Linked DNA regions of Homo sapiens: region 1 is linked to region 2. Evidence: chromatin contacts called from ENCODE Hi-C data. All regions are on one chromosome and are shown on one strand. Each heading gives the region's core, a stretch centred on a gene start or an enhancer-like site at or near the end of the contact. The rest is flanking DNA. Distances are from core to core; before and after follow the strand shown.

Evidence for each region. Hi-C counts contacts between places; a loop is a spot of excess contacts on that map. Pooled maps may share reads with other maps.
Region 1: a loop to region 2 is called in a map of B cell, with 27 times the contacts of the local background. The contact joins the promoter of PIERCE2 here to the promoter of DTWD1 in region 2. A Hi-C loop is called at or near these places in 2 of 168 maps with a recorded cell type or tissue (B cell and naive thymus-derived CD4-positive, alpha-beta T cell) and 7 of 50 pooled maps.

Annotation. Positions count from the first base shown.
Region 1 is chr15:55,407,245-55,413,833 of GRCh38, forward strand. PIERCE2 (piercer of microtubule wall 2) reads left to right here and starts at 1,251. Exons shown (of 2, transcript NM_001198784.2): 1 at 1,251-1,542. The coding sequence starts at 1,525. CCPG1 (cell cycle progression 1) reads right to left here and starts at 1,115. Exons shown (of 9, transcript NM_001204450.2): 1 at 977-1,115. All of the region lies in intron 8 of DNAAF4-CCPG1 (DNAAF4-CCPG1 readthrough (NMD candidate)), which reads right to left. RefSeq lists enhancers at 335-614, 975-1,244, 1,295-1,494.
Region 2 is chr15:49,616,813-49,622,904 of GRCh38, forward strand. DTWD1 (DTW motif tRNA-uridine aminocarboxypropyltransferase 1) reads left to right here and starts at 4,236. Exons shown (of 5, transcript NM_001144955.2): 1 at 4,236-4,310. FAM227B (family with sequence similarity 227 member B) reads right to left here and starts at 4,006. Exons shown (of 16, transcript NM_152647.3): 1 at 3,888-4,006. RefSeq lists an enhancer at 4,348-4,467.

The DNA of each region.
Region 1 (6,589 bases), core at 1-2,500, 5.8 Mb after region 2:
TGAATTAAAATAATACCCTCACCATCTCCATCTTCTGCTATATGACCTGAACTCAGAAAATAAAAGTAAACCATTCACACTGGATGTGTGTGATAAATATCCCCTGAGACGTGTGGGACCCAATATGATTCTAATCTTAAAAGATACGATGCAGTAATAGCGATATTTCAAGCACTATCCTGTAGATTGGAGGAGACAAATCTAAAATTCATAGTACTATATAGTTAGCTATTCTAACTACAAGAATGCCCAACTGTGTTTTTCAATAAAAGTAGAGCAGAACAGTGCAAACTTCACCACTCAATAAAATACCTTACTTGGCGCTCCCAATAGTGCTAAACATAAACAACGCGTACAAGGCACTGCATGGGACAGCTGCTAATGAGGACAAATCGATTAGGGAGACCAAAGCTAAAGGAGGCCACTGGAACTGGAGAAGGATATGGAGAGGTATTTGATCATCATCAGGCTGGCGTGCTAGCGGAAGTCTCCGGGCATTATTTAATATTTAATCTTTCTATTCCTGACATCACGGGGGCTCAAATGTCATCAAAAGACAGGCTGGCATTAAACCCGGCAGGGTGACGCACATAACATCTTACCATATGGATTTTCATCAGTCCAGACCGACAAGCACCTCAAAGCCTGCCCAGTGAAGGAAGAAGGGTGGCCCAGGCCGTCAGCTCTCCCACCCTTGGCGCGCAGTTCGGTATAGCACTCGGGGTTTGGAGGCTGCAAGACCACCGGACCGGACGCCCCAGGGTCGGCTCGGGCCTCCGGAGCTGTGCACTCGCGCACGGCCCGAGGAGGTCGCCCGTGCGGCCGCTGACACCAGGCGTCAAGTCCCCGCCCGAGCAGCCCCAGCCTAGGAGGCGGACCCCGCCACTGCTCCTCTACTGAGCCGAGCGTGTCGGCCAGGGACTCAGACAGTCGGCACAAACCCCCTCCCGGGGTCTAAGCCCGCCTAGTACAGTACCTGAAGGGGCAGCGCCACCTCCGCCCGATTGTGCTGGCTGCCCCAGTGGCGGCGGTCACAGCTCGGGCGCCAATGACGCCTCTTATAAAAACAACCTGCTCGCAGGCGTCTGCAGCCGGCAGGCGGTGACCGGCTGGGCGCCGCAGTGCATGCCGTGACGCGTAGTCCCGCCTGCGCCTCCTGCCCGGCAGCGGTGAAGAGAAGAACTACCACTCCCGAAGTGGAGCGCAGGCCGCCGCCGGGCGGCTGCGGGAAGCTGGGCCAGGCGGCCGCAGATCCCCACAACATCCGGGAGCCGGCGACCACTTCCAGTTGCTATGGTTACGAGTTGCAACCTCCAGAAAGAATTCGTGGTTTCACCCGGGAAAACAGCTCCCCGGATTAAACGGATAGGTTTACACATACTGATCCACCCAGCTATTCATCTTCTGTTTGCTGCTTTAATTGGGTGCGGTTAAAAGGCCACGTCCCTAGGCGTTCACCGGCTTTCTTGCCATCTGCTGCATGAAAACTGACTTTGCCGAAAAAATTAACAAAGAAGAGCGAAAATGACAGACCGCAACCGGGTGAGTTTAGGCAGAGGGCTAGATGTTTGGGAATGTTGGTATTCGCTAGTATAATTTGAGGCACCACCTACTCCTACCACCCCCAACCCCACAACCCCGAAAAGCACTTTACAAGGCAACTACTGAGCTTTTACATTTACACTTGTAAATGCACGTTTCCTTAAGTCCGAATAGCCTCTGAAGGTGTAAAGACCATCGAGATTGTATGCATTCATACCCTACTGTTGCAAACTGTTCAGTGATGGTTTTGAACAAGAAAAACGTACTTTGTTAATTGTATACTTATTTAAATTGCACTGTGTCAAAGAAGGGAGTTGTTTTGAAAAAGGATTTGGTGGCCGGGCGCCGGGGCTCAACGCCTGTAATCCCAGCAATTTGGGAGGCCGAAGCGGGTGGATCACCTGAGGTCAGGAGTTCGAGACCAGCCTGACCTACATGGTGAAACTCCGTCTCTACTAAATACAAAAAATTAGCCAGGAGAGGTGGCGCGGGCCTGTAATCCCAGCTACTTGGGAGGCTGAGACAGCAGAATTGCTTGAACCTGGGAGGCAGAGGTTGCAGTGAGCCGAGATTGCGCCACTGAACTGCAGCCTGGGCAACAAGAGCAAAACTCCGTCTCAAAAAAAAAAAATCTTACATTTATATTCACTCTTTACAGAAGCAATAAAAAGTTTAGGTTTCATTCTCTGTCCCCTAATTGTGGTAAAAGTAAATAAATAAATGGAAAAATTAATAATAAACGTAAACATTAGCAAGGAAGACGGTGGACCTGAGCAGAGACAAAAGAGTGCCTCAAAATTAGACCTTTTTTATTTTTTATTTTTGCTTTTCTATTAACTATATTCAACATCAACAGTGACATCAAAAAATCTTAATTTTATAATTACAGCTTCTGCGATGGGCATTATTAATCAATGGCTTGTTTTCATTTATCTTTTTAAATGTATATGTATCTATACCAAAGGACTTCGAAAGGTCAAAGTGGTCTGGCTTTCTCTAACTGAAAATTAAATTACTAAGAAAGCTAATACCAGCTACTGGTAGATTTTTATACCTTTCAAGCCACTTTCACAGGCCAATTTTAAGATGTAATTTCTTCTGAAAAATCATTTACAATTTTAATTAACCTTTTTATCATTTAATAAAAGTTGATGACATGTGGCAGATAATTTGAACTCATCCTTTTATTATTCTTTGTATTGGCTATTTGTTTCGTTCTTAACTATAGTCAGTTTGAACTCCACATTTTAAGAATATCAGGTTTGAAGAAGGTGAAACCCATATTAGAAAACTGCAGTGGTTGTCTATGATGTAAAGTATAAAGCAATGGACCTTTTGTTTCTGAATCTATAAACATTTGTGAATTATCCTGGAAATCTAAAAAATTTTTAATTTAAGATTTAGCTTTTCCAGATTTTATGGTACTAATTATGCCAACAAAGTTTATCAGCTAATTTGTCTTCTGTTTTTACTAGATTTCGTTTTCTGCATTATGTTTTGAGCCAAAGCTGAACGAAATTCTAGAACCAGTAGTAAAGAGGGTCATTTGATAACAAGAAGAGTTCTCAGCTGGGCGCGGTGGCTCATGCCTATAATTCCAGCATTTAAGGCCCAGTACTCTGGGAGGCCGAGGCAGGCGAATCGCCTGAGTTCAAGAGTTCGAGACCAGCCTGACCAACATGGAGAAACACTATCTCTACTAAAAACACAAAATTAGCCGGGCGTGGTGACGCATGCCTATAATCCCAGCTACTCGGGTGGCTGAGGCAAGAGAATCGCTTGAATCCGGGAGGCGGAGGTTGCAGTGAGCCAAGATCACGCCACTGCACTCCAGCCTAGGCAACAAGAGCAAAACTCCATCTCAAAAAATAAAAAAATAAAAAAGAGTTCTCAGTGACTGAAGGAGATAGTATTAACAACAACAACAACAAAATCTACAAGTTGCCCTGGGCAACCTGCTTAGGTGCCCATAAAAGTAAATTACAGTGGTACTTTTCTGCGCAAGTCACAGGGCCTCCACCTTCCACCTATAAAGCTTTCCCCTGTGCTGAGGAAACCTAGAAAATTTAAGAAAAGCTGATCAGTTGAGATACCATCAAAATTTTAAAATTCTTATGATTTACTATTATCCAGTATCTGTGTTGTTAATATTTAAAGCAAATTAATAAGCAGTTTCAAAAAGAATAAACAGCAAGATCTGATGAGAATAACATTGATGACACTCAGTGAACCTGAGTTCTATTTCCAGCTTTGCCAACTACAAACTTATGAGTATTAAGTGAATATTAGCAAACCATATTATGCTAATACAAGGTCATTAACCTGTAGGTTTCAGAACTGTTTCTGGAAGATCATACATTGAGGTAAACCTGCAAAAAAGAAAATAATAAAATTTGGTGAGGCATGGTGGCTCACGACTGTAGTCCCAGCACTTTGGAAAGCTGAGGTAGGCGGATCATCAGAGGTCAGGAGTTTGGGAACAGCCTGGCCAACATGGTGAAACCCCATTTCTACTAAAAACACAAAAATTAGCCAGGTGTGTTGGCAGGCACCTGTAGTCCCAGCTACTCTGGAAGCTGAGGCAGGGGAATCACTTGAACCTGGGACGCAGAGGTTACAATGAGCTGCGACTGCGCCACTGCACTCCAGCTTAGGTGACAGAGCAAAACTCCATCTCAAAAAATAAAATAAAATAGTGATAAAAATTGATTCCATTTGGCCAGGCGCAGTGGCTCACACCTGTAATCCCAACACTTTGGGAAGCCGAGGCAGGTGGATCACTTGAGGTCAGGAGTCCAAAACCAGCCTGGCCATCATGGTGAAACCCCATCTCTACTAAAAATACAAAAATTAGGCTAGGCACGGTGGCTCACGCTTGTAATTCCAGCACTTTGGGAGGCCGAGGCGGGCGGATCACCTGAGGTTGGGAGTTCGAGACCAACCTGACTAACATGGAGAAACCCCATCTCTACTAAAAATACACAATTAGCCAGGCATGGTGGTGCATGCCTGTAATCACAGCTACTCGGGAGTCTGAGGCAGGAGAATGGCTTGAACCCAGAAGGCGGAGGTTGCGGTGAGCTGAGATTGCACCATTGCCCTCCAGCCTGGGCAACAAGAGCAAAACTCCTTCTCACAAAAAAAAATAAATAAATTTAGCTGAGCGTGGTGGCGCACGCCTTTAAGCCCAGCGATTTGGGAGGCTAAGGCAGGAGAATTGCTTGAACCCAGGAGGCAGAGGTTGCAGTGAGCCAAGATCACACCATTGCACTCCAGACTGGGCAACAGAGTGAGACTTTGTCTCCACAAAAAAAAAAAAAAAAAAAAAAAAATTGATCCCATTCATATAGTGATTCACCATTTACATCAAATTTTCTTTCATTTAATCTCCACAACCATAGGAACTATGGCAGATTTTTATTTACCAGTTTTACAGATAATATACAAATAAAGGTGAAATGATAAAGTATGAGAACCTAGGTCATAGTTGCTGCCTTGTGCTACTCTTCCAATATATCACATCCAGCCCTCTTTCGCTTATGATTCTCATTAAAATAAAGCAAAACATGAAAACATAGTATACTACACTGTGATTCTGCCTCAAGTTTATAAGGTTAATAAATTCTGTGGAGTTGGTAGAAGAGATCTGAGAGGTCAAATAATCCAGGCTCCACTGTTTTACAAACAAATTTTAGGCACAGAGAATCTAAGTGACTTGTCCAAGTTTAAATTGCTTTATATTTGATTCATATTTTCAGTCCCCTTATTCATGGAAAAATACTTTCAAAAACTTTAGTAGGGACACTATTCAGGTAGAACATTAATAATTGACTGAAAGCTGGACACTGTGGCATGTACCTGAAGTCCCACCTTGAGAAGCCAAGGCCTGAGGATCACTTCAGCCCAGGAGTTCCAGGTTGCAGTGCACTATTATCCCATTTGTGAACAGCCAGTGCACTCCAGCCTGGGCAACAAAGTGAGATCTCTGTCTCAAAAAAAAGAAAAAGTTGATGAAGAGTAGATTGAATATGGTTTTATAGTACTTTTAAGTTAAAAGCTGGGGATTGATATGGTAGCTTATGCCTGTAATCCCAGTGCTGTGGGAAGCCAAGGCAGGAGGATTGCTTGAGACCAGGAGTTCAAGACCAGCCTGGGCAACATAGCAAGACCTCATCCCTACAAAAAAATTATAAAAATTAAGGCTGGGCGCGGTGGTGCGCACCTATAATCCCAGCACTTTGGGAGGCCAAGGCGGGCGGATCACGAGGTCAGGAGATCGAGACCATCCTGGCTAACACGGTGAAACCCCATCTCTACTAAAAATACAAAAAATTAGCCGGGCACGGTGGCTGGCGCCTGTAGTTCCAGCTACTCGGGAGGCTGAGGCAGGAGAATGGCGTAAACCCAGGAGGTGGAGCTTGCAGTGAGCCAAGATCGCGCCACTGCACTCCGGCCTGGGCAAAAGAGTGAGACTCCGTCTCAAAAAAAAAAAAAAATTATAAAAATTAGCTGGGTATGGTGGTGTGCATGTAGTCCTAGCTACTTGGGAGGGTCACTGGAATCCAGGAGTTTGAGGCTGCAGTGAACTACGATCACTACTGCACTCTAGCCTGAGTGACAGAGAAAAACTTTCTCCCTTCTCCACACCAAAACAGTTAATTAAAAGCTGCCCTTTAAGAATGTTTTTAAGGGCCGGCCGTGGTGTCTCACGCCTGTAATCCCAGCACTTTGGGAGGCCAAGGCAGGCAGATCACTTGAGGTCGGGAGTTTGAGACCAGCCTGACCAACATGGAGAAACCCTGTCTCTACTAAAAATACAAAATTAGCTGGGCCTGGTGTGGCACATGCCTGTAATCCCAGCTACTCGGGAGGCTGAGGCAGGAGAATCGCTTGAACCTGGGAGGCAGAGGTTGCAGTGAGCCAAGATCGCGCCATTGCACTCCAGCCTGGGCAACAAGAGCAAAACTCCGTTTCAAAAAAAAAAAAAAAAAAAGACTGTTTTTATGGGGAAAGCATTTTAAATCAGCTTCATTTCAACTCATTAGGA
Region 2 (6,092 bases), core at 2,986-5,485:
TATAAATATTTATTCTTAATATCCTCCTATTATCTTTGCAATCTGTAGTGTCTGTGGTGATGTTTCATTTTTCATTTCTGAAATTTGTACTTTTCTTTATCTTGGTCAGTCTATCTAAAGGCTTATCAATTTTATTAATCTTTGCAAAGAACCAGTTTTGGCCTTGTTGCTTTTCTTTAGTGCACATTTGTTTTTAATTTCATTGATTTATTCTTATCTTTATTAGTCCCTTTTCTTCTTTAAATGTTTGAGAAACTTCCAATGATAAACCTTGCTCTACTATGAAGCTGAATGCTTGACAATTCCTGTTGAGACACCATGAGGCTTTCTATCACCATTTTAATCCTTGTATTTCAAAATGGATAGAAAGCTAAAGATTATTATTTATGGACTAATTGTGAAATAAAAAATATTTTTAAAAAATGGAAATCCAAACAAGTGACTAAAAATAAAATCTAGGCATATACAGACAATGTGGGGAACAGAAGGAAACTTCAAAAAAGTCTTTAAGACTCATAGAGAGCTATAATAAGATAATGCATCCCTGAAACCAAAACTGCATGTTATAAATGAATACAGAATAAGAAAAAATGCAAAGTACAAATATGATATAAATTATTCAACAACAGTCTAGTGAAAAATAGCTGAAGAAATCTTCTAGAAACTAGAACAAAAATGTTAAAGTAAACAAGAATCAGAGGATAAAAAAACAATAATTTAGAGGATTATGCCAGAAAATGACTTTCAATCTGTAAATTTAAATATAAACAGAGCATCAATTAAATGTGTGGCATTTTTCAGATTTGCAAGATACTAAAAAAAAATTCATCTCATATTAGTTTCTTATTGCTGCTGTAACAAACAGCTAACAAAGTGGCTTAAAAAATCACAAAGTTTATTATTTCACAGGTCTAGAGGTCGGGAATCTGAAATGGGTCTGCAGGGCTATGCTCCTTTCATGTTTTGTGTGTGTGTGTGTGTGTGTGTGTGTGTGACAGAGTTTCACTCTTGTCGCCCAGCATAGTAAATTTACTTGTGTAACAAAAAAAACACAAAATATCAATGGCTTAATACACATAATTTTTTCTCCCAGAAGATCTTTTTGTGAGAAAAGGGGCTTCTAGCAGTCACCTGCTATCCTTTGCTCAGAGCTCCTCCCTCTATCTTCAAAGCCAGCAGTGTAGAGTCTTCTCCCCTCTCTTGACATCTTGTCTTCCTCTCATAAGAACTCTTTGATTATGTCCAGCCACCCAGACAATCCAGGGTAATTTAGCCCATCTCCTTAATCACATATGCAGTTCCTTTTGCCATATAAAATATCAACAGGTTCTGGAGGTAAGGATATAGACATCTTTGGGGGCCATTATTCTATCTACTACACTCCTATTTACCTTTTTCCAAGAAGGTATTAGAGAATGTAGTTCATTTTTAAAAAGGGATTAAACAAAGAAAAAGGAAACAAGGGATCTAACACACAGGAGAGCAGTATTATGTTGGAGAAACCAGCAATCCTAAATAAACTAAAGGCTGTAACGCTGTAGGAAGAGTATCTGTAAGGAAAAAAAATCTACTGGATTAACTGATGTATTTCACTGTGATGCTTTAGCAGTTTGCCAGTGTTTGAGAACAGATAAATAATACATTAAAAATGGCAGTTAAGAGAAAGGAAAGTAAAAAGTTGTATTAAAAGTTAATGCGATCTTAGTATACTATGTGCCTTGGGGTTGAATGACATTTACCTAGACAGTAGTGATAACACTAAATGTTGATTTAGCCAAAGCCTATGATATCACTATTGACAGGTGAAGGGACAAGAAGAGTGTATGAGGTAGAGAGGGAATGTTCACACACTTGGAGGTGGTGTTGTTACAAAAGACCTTTATCACTGCCTTCCACAGGAGAAAGTCAGTGGGTAATGTCTGAAATTGGAAAATCAAGAAACTGCAATGTAAGTATATTTAGACATGGGGGTAACAGATGAAATATTTAAAAGACTTGAATTTTCCTTTGGTGAGAAGAATTGAGAATAGAGTAGAAGGGTTGGGTACTACAGGGTTTTCTTTAACCTAGAATGTGGCAAACTGTTAGTGCTCACCAATATGTGTGTGTTTCTCTACATTTCTCAGGATCCCCGGCAGTTAAAGTGGGGGCCTTGGGACTAAATTCTGGCCAACAGAATGTGGCCAAATTGATACATGTCATTTTTAGAGTTAACCTTGGGTAATTTGCCATACTTTCTTTCTTGTCAAACAAGCTAGTCCTAGAAGGCAGCAGAACCATTAAAAATAAAAACATCTGGCCTTGAATTTAACATTTCGTCTGCCTAGAAATAGCCACAATGGATCTTTTGTGAGGAAAAAAAAAAGTGTATTAAACCACCGATATTTTGGGGTTTTCTGTTACAGAAGTAAATTCACTATGCTGGTTTTAAAACATGGACAAGAAATCTTTGCCAATCCTTTGAGAAGAGGGATCTATGTCTCCTTTCCTAAAATGGAACAGGACTTTGACACATTTGTAAGCAAAAGAAAGTGGGGGAAGTAGCACCGCGTTACTTTTTGAGGCAAGGTCAGAAAAGGTCAGGCAATTTTTGCCTTGTTCATTGCAACACTCCCTTTGGAGCTCTGAGTTTAAGCTAAGAAGTCTGACTACCTTGCTGCCATACTGTGAGGAAACCCCGGCCATATAGTTACAGAAGCTCTGCTAGCATGCCCACTCTAGTCTTTCTAATTGAGTTACCAAAGAAAAGCTGATGACTATGCCCTATTGACAACACCACCTGTGAACATAATAAAATGGTTGTTTTAAGCCACCATATTTTGGAGTAATTTATTACATACGATAGCAACCCAATGCTCAATCTAACAAGTAGTATTATTTGCTTTTTAATCTGTGCAATTTAACTACTTTGATAAAATTTAGAGTTAAACTAAAAAGGAAAATGGTTGTGAATTCTTCTTGGCTTATAGACTTTGCTATTCTACTTTCCCTACCCAGAAAATTCACCTTTCTCCCTAAATCACTGGCTTTCAAACTTTTTAAGGTTTGAAATACAGTAAGAAATACATTTTACAAACAAGCCCTAGTGCACACATACACGCATATATACAATTAAAAGCTCCATAAAGCAGTACTTTACTAACTAACACTAAATTTACTTACATGCGCTGATATTTCCAATCTATATTGTTTCTTTTTTTTAAGTTTAAAGAGATTTCCTTGCTTACAAATGGGTCAAGACCTCCACTAATGGGTCCCACACAATCCCCTTTCCAGTTGAAAAACACTGTCCTAAACCTAAATCATTCTTCAAGGCCTTACCCAAGTCCGAAAAAGAAGCCTTTATTGACCACTCCATTCTCAGCTTTCTTGAAATTCCTGTAATTTATTAAATTCCATTTTTTATCTCAGTAGTAAGAATATTGCATTTTCTGTACTTGAATTTAACATGCTTTACTTGATATCGTGAGCACTTCTAGGGCATTGTAATGTCCTTTATCTACCACTTGATAAATTCAGAGTAGTCAATAAAACATTGCTCAACATTTGACCATTGTGTTTTAAAATCTTAGTTGTTAGAGTGCACTTCCGTTTGCGCATTGTTTGGGGAGAGGCACGGACAAATGTTCTAATAACTTATCCACATATTATACTTCAAAGTGGAAAAACACAAAGTACTCTTAACTCTATATGCGTGTTTTTATGCAAACTAAATCATTAAGATACAAATGATTTTTCTAATAGCTTTCATTACCACACAGCACACGAAATAATGATATTGATATAGCCACGAAAGACTAATGTAACCAAGTTCTCACAATCAAAATATCTTTGAGGTGGGCAAAATGCAAACTTTTCTCTGGGATCAACATTTCTTCACAACTCACTGCAACTACGCCTTGACAGTATGTTTCGAGAACCGCTTCCCAATTTTGTTGTCCCAGCAAGAATCGGGAGGAAACTGGGTGAAAGGCTGCGAGGCTTGAGGCGGGTCCCGGACGAACGCGGCCCTGCCCCTCGCCGGAGCCTCTCGGGAGAAGTGCGACACCGCCGCTGATTGAGAGGCTGAGGCGGAACTTCCCGTCTAACCCCCCCCCCGCTGTCGTCCCAGCCTGTTGCTTAAGCCGCGCGGTGTGCGGTGTGCGCGGCCCCTGCCTTAGCAACGACGCTAGTAACTGCCTGGCTCCTCCCTCTGGTGTCTCCCGGAAAGCGCTCCGTCTGGTCCGTGCGCGATCACGGCCCGGCGCGTGGCTCGGGCTCGGGCGGAGCTGGAGACGTGTGGAGCTGTTCGAGGACTCGCGGGTGTGCAGGTCTGAGTACCACTCCGATCCCTGGTGGAGGTCCCCGCGCCTCTCTGGAGACCAGTGGTCTGGCCCCAGAGGTGCGGCCGCGGGAAGTGGACATTCTTTGTCAGGACCCTAGCGGAGGTCGCGCTGGGTGTCGCCTGTGAGGGGGATCCTCGGTTTCTGCGCGGTCTCTTGCTTTTTTTAGGATCTTGCGGGCCCTTTGGGAAAAAGGTTTCCAAATTTTTCCTCAAAAAAAAAATTATTTTTCCTACCAATGATTTTCGGTGCATTCCGCCCCAACGAAAAGTATGTCCTGGCAAAGTCAGTTCCCTAGGAACCCCATACTTTATTTTATTTTATTTTTAGTATTTGGAGTGGTTTGTGGGGGTTTGGTTATCACGGAAGGGGAAGCGTAGTACAGACGTAGAATTAGTGATGCCATGCAGTGTATTTAAAATATTGAGGTTGTGGTTACATAATAAGCAAAAGAGCCTGTTTCTTACGTCTAAATTATTTATTGGGAATGTAGGACAAATAAGGAAGTATATTAACATTTTCAGTCGCCAGGCCCACAAAGTTGGATGGTAAAATCAATACTGTAGATCGCAGCATGTAAGGACTAACCCAGTGCACCATGAAAACGAAGGCAAGACAGTTTGTTACCATATGGCGGGTGGTGTGGGAGAGGCCATTGATCCTATATGAAAAAGGGTACTACTACCTTGGATTATGAAAAATGAATGTTGGACCTGTAGGTCCTATGTGACCAAGTTCTTAAAAACACTCTAAAGAAAATTGGAAGTGGTTTTTTTCTAATACTGAATTGGTCCACAATATAGGACAGGGGAGTCTGTATAGTGTTCCATTGGGAGGTGAGTCAGCTTACAATAATGGAAGAGGTAGAAGCTTTTTGTTATTATTTTGGAGAAAAAAAAATTGCCAGCCTGCCACTTGTGCTAGGCTGCAGACGGCCCATAAAGGTAGTTTGTCAGATACTTCAGTAGTGAGATGCTTACTGGATGTGTTTTGCAGAATGGTTTTGATTTAGTTAACAAGTGTTTGTTGAGTTCCTGCTGTTGCATAAGAATCAGGAATAGGTGAGATCAGGGAAGGAATCTGCTCTTACAGAGTTGAATGCTGGAGGGGATAGATTCACTAAAGTACCTCCACAATAAATGCATTTTTCCATGTCAAATATGTGGAACTAATAATAAGTACTCAAAGAGGTTTAAGACATTGCTGTGGCCCATCTATGAGTTAATAAGGAACTGAATTAGAATCCTGACTTTGAGAGTGAAGATAGAGGATTATATACAAGGTAGATGCAACTTGGTGAGTATAATTAATTTGGGGTGGAAATTGGGTAGAAGGAGGAATAAAAAATTAATGTATTTTTAGCCTTAAGTTCCAGAATGATGGACGCACCATCAAGGTGTTAAAATTGTTAGTTCCTTAGGAACAGTCTTTATGTTTTCTAAGTCTTTTTAGCCCCCATGACTCAAATTGTACTTCCTTGCACATATTTGATGTTAACAAGTATGTTTTAAAAATTTTAAATAACCCCATTTGCAATAAAATCATTTGCAATGATTTTCTCACAGTCGAGGCAGGCTGTTGGCTCGGTTAGGACAGATGCCCTGATCATGTAGTTTCAGAGACCACTGGAGGGAGCTGCCCATGATTTACAATTGCTGGCCTCTTCTACGTGGCCACCTCAGCCATAAGTGAGAGTATATAGGTGAACTAAGAGGTGGAGCCATAAACATTTCTCTTTTACTGTCTTACAGGTATTTGTGGTGGTTGATT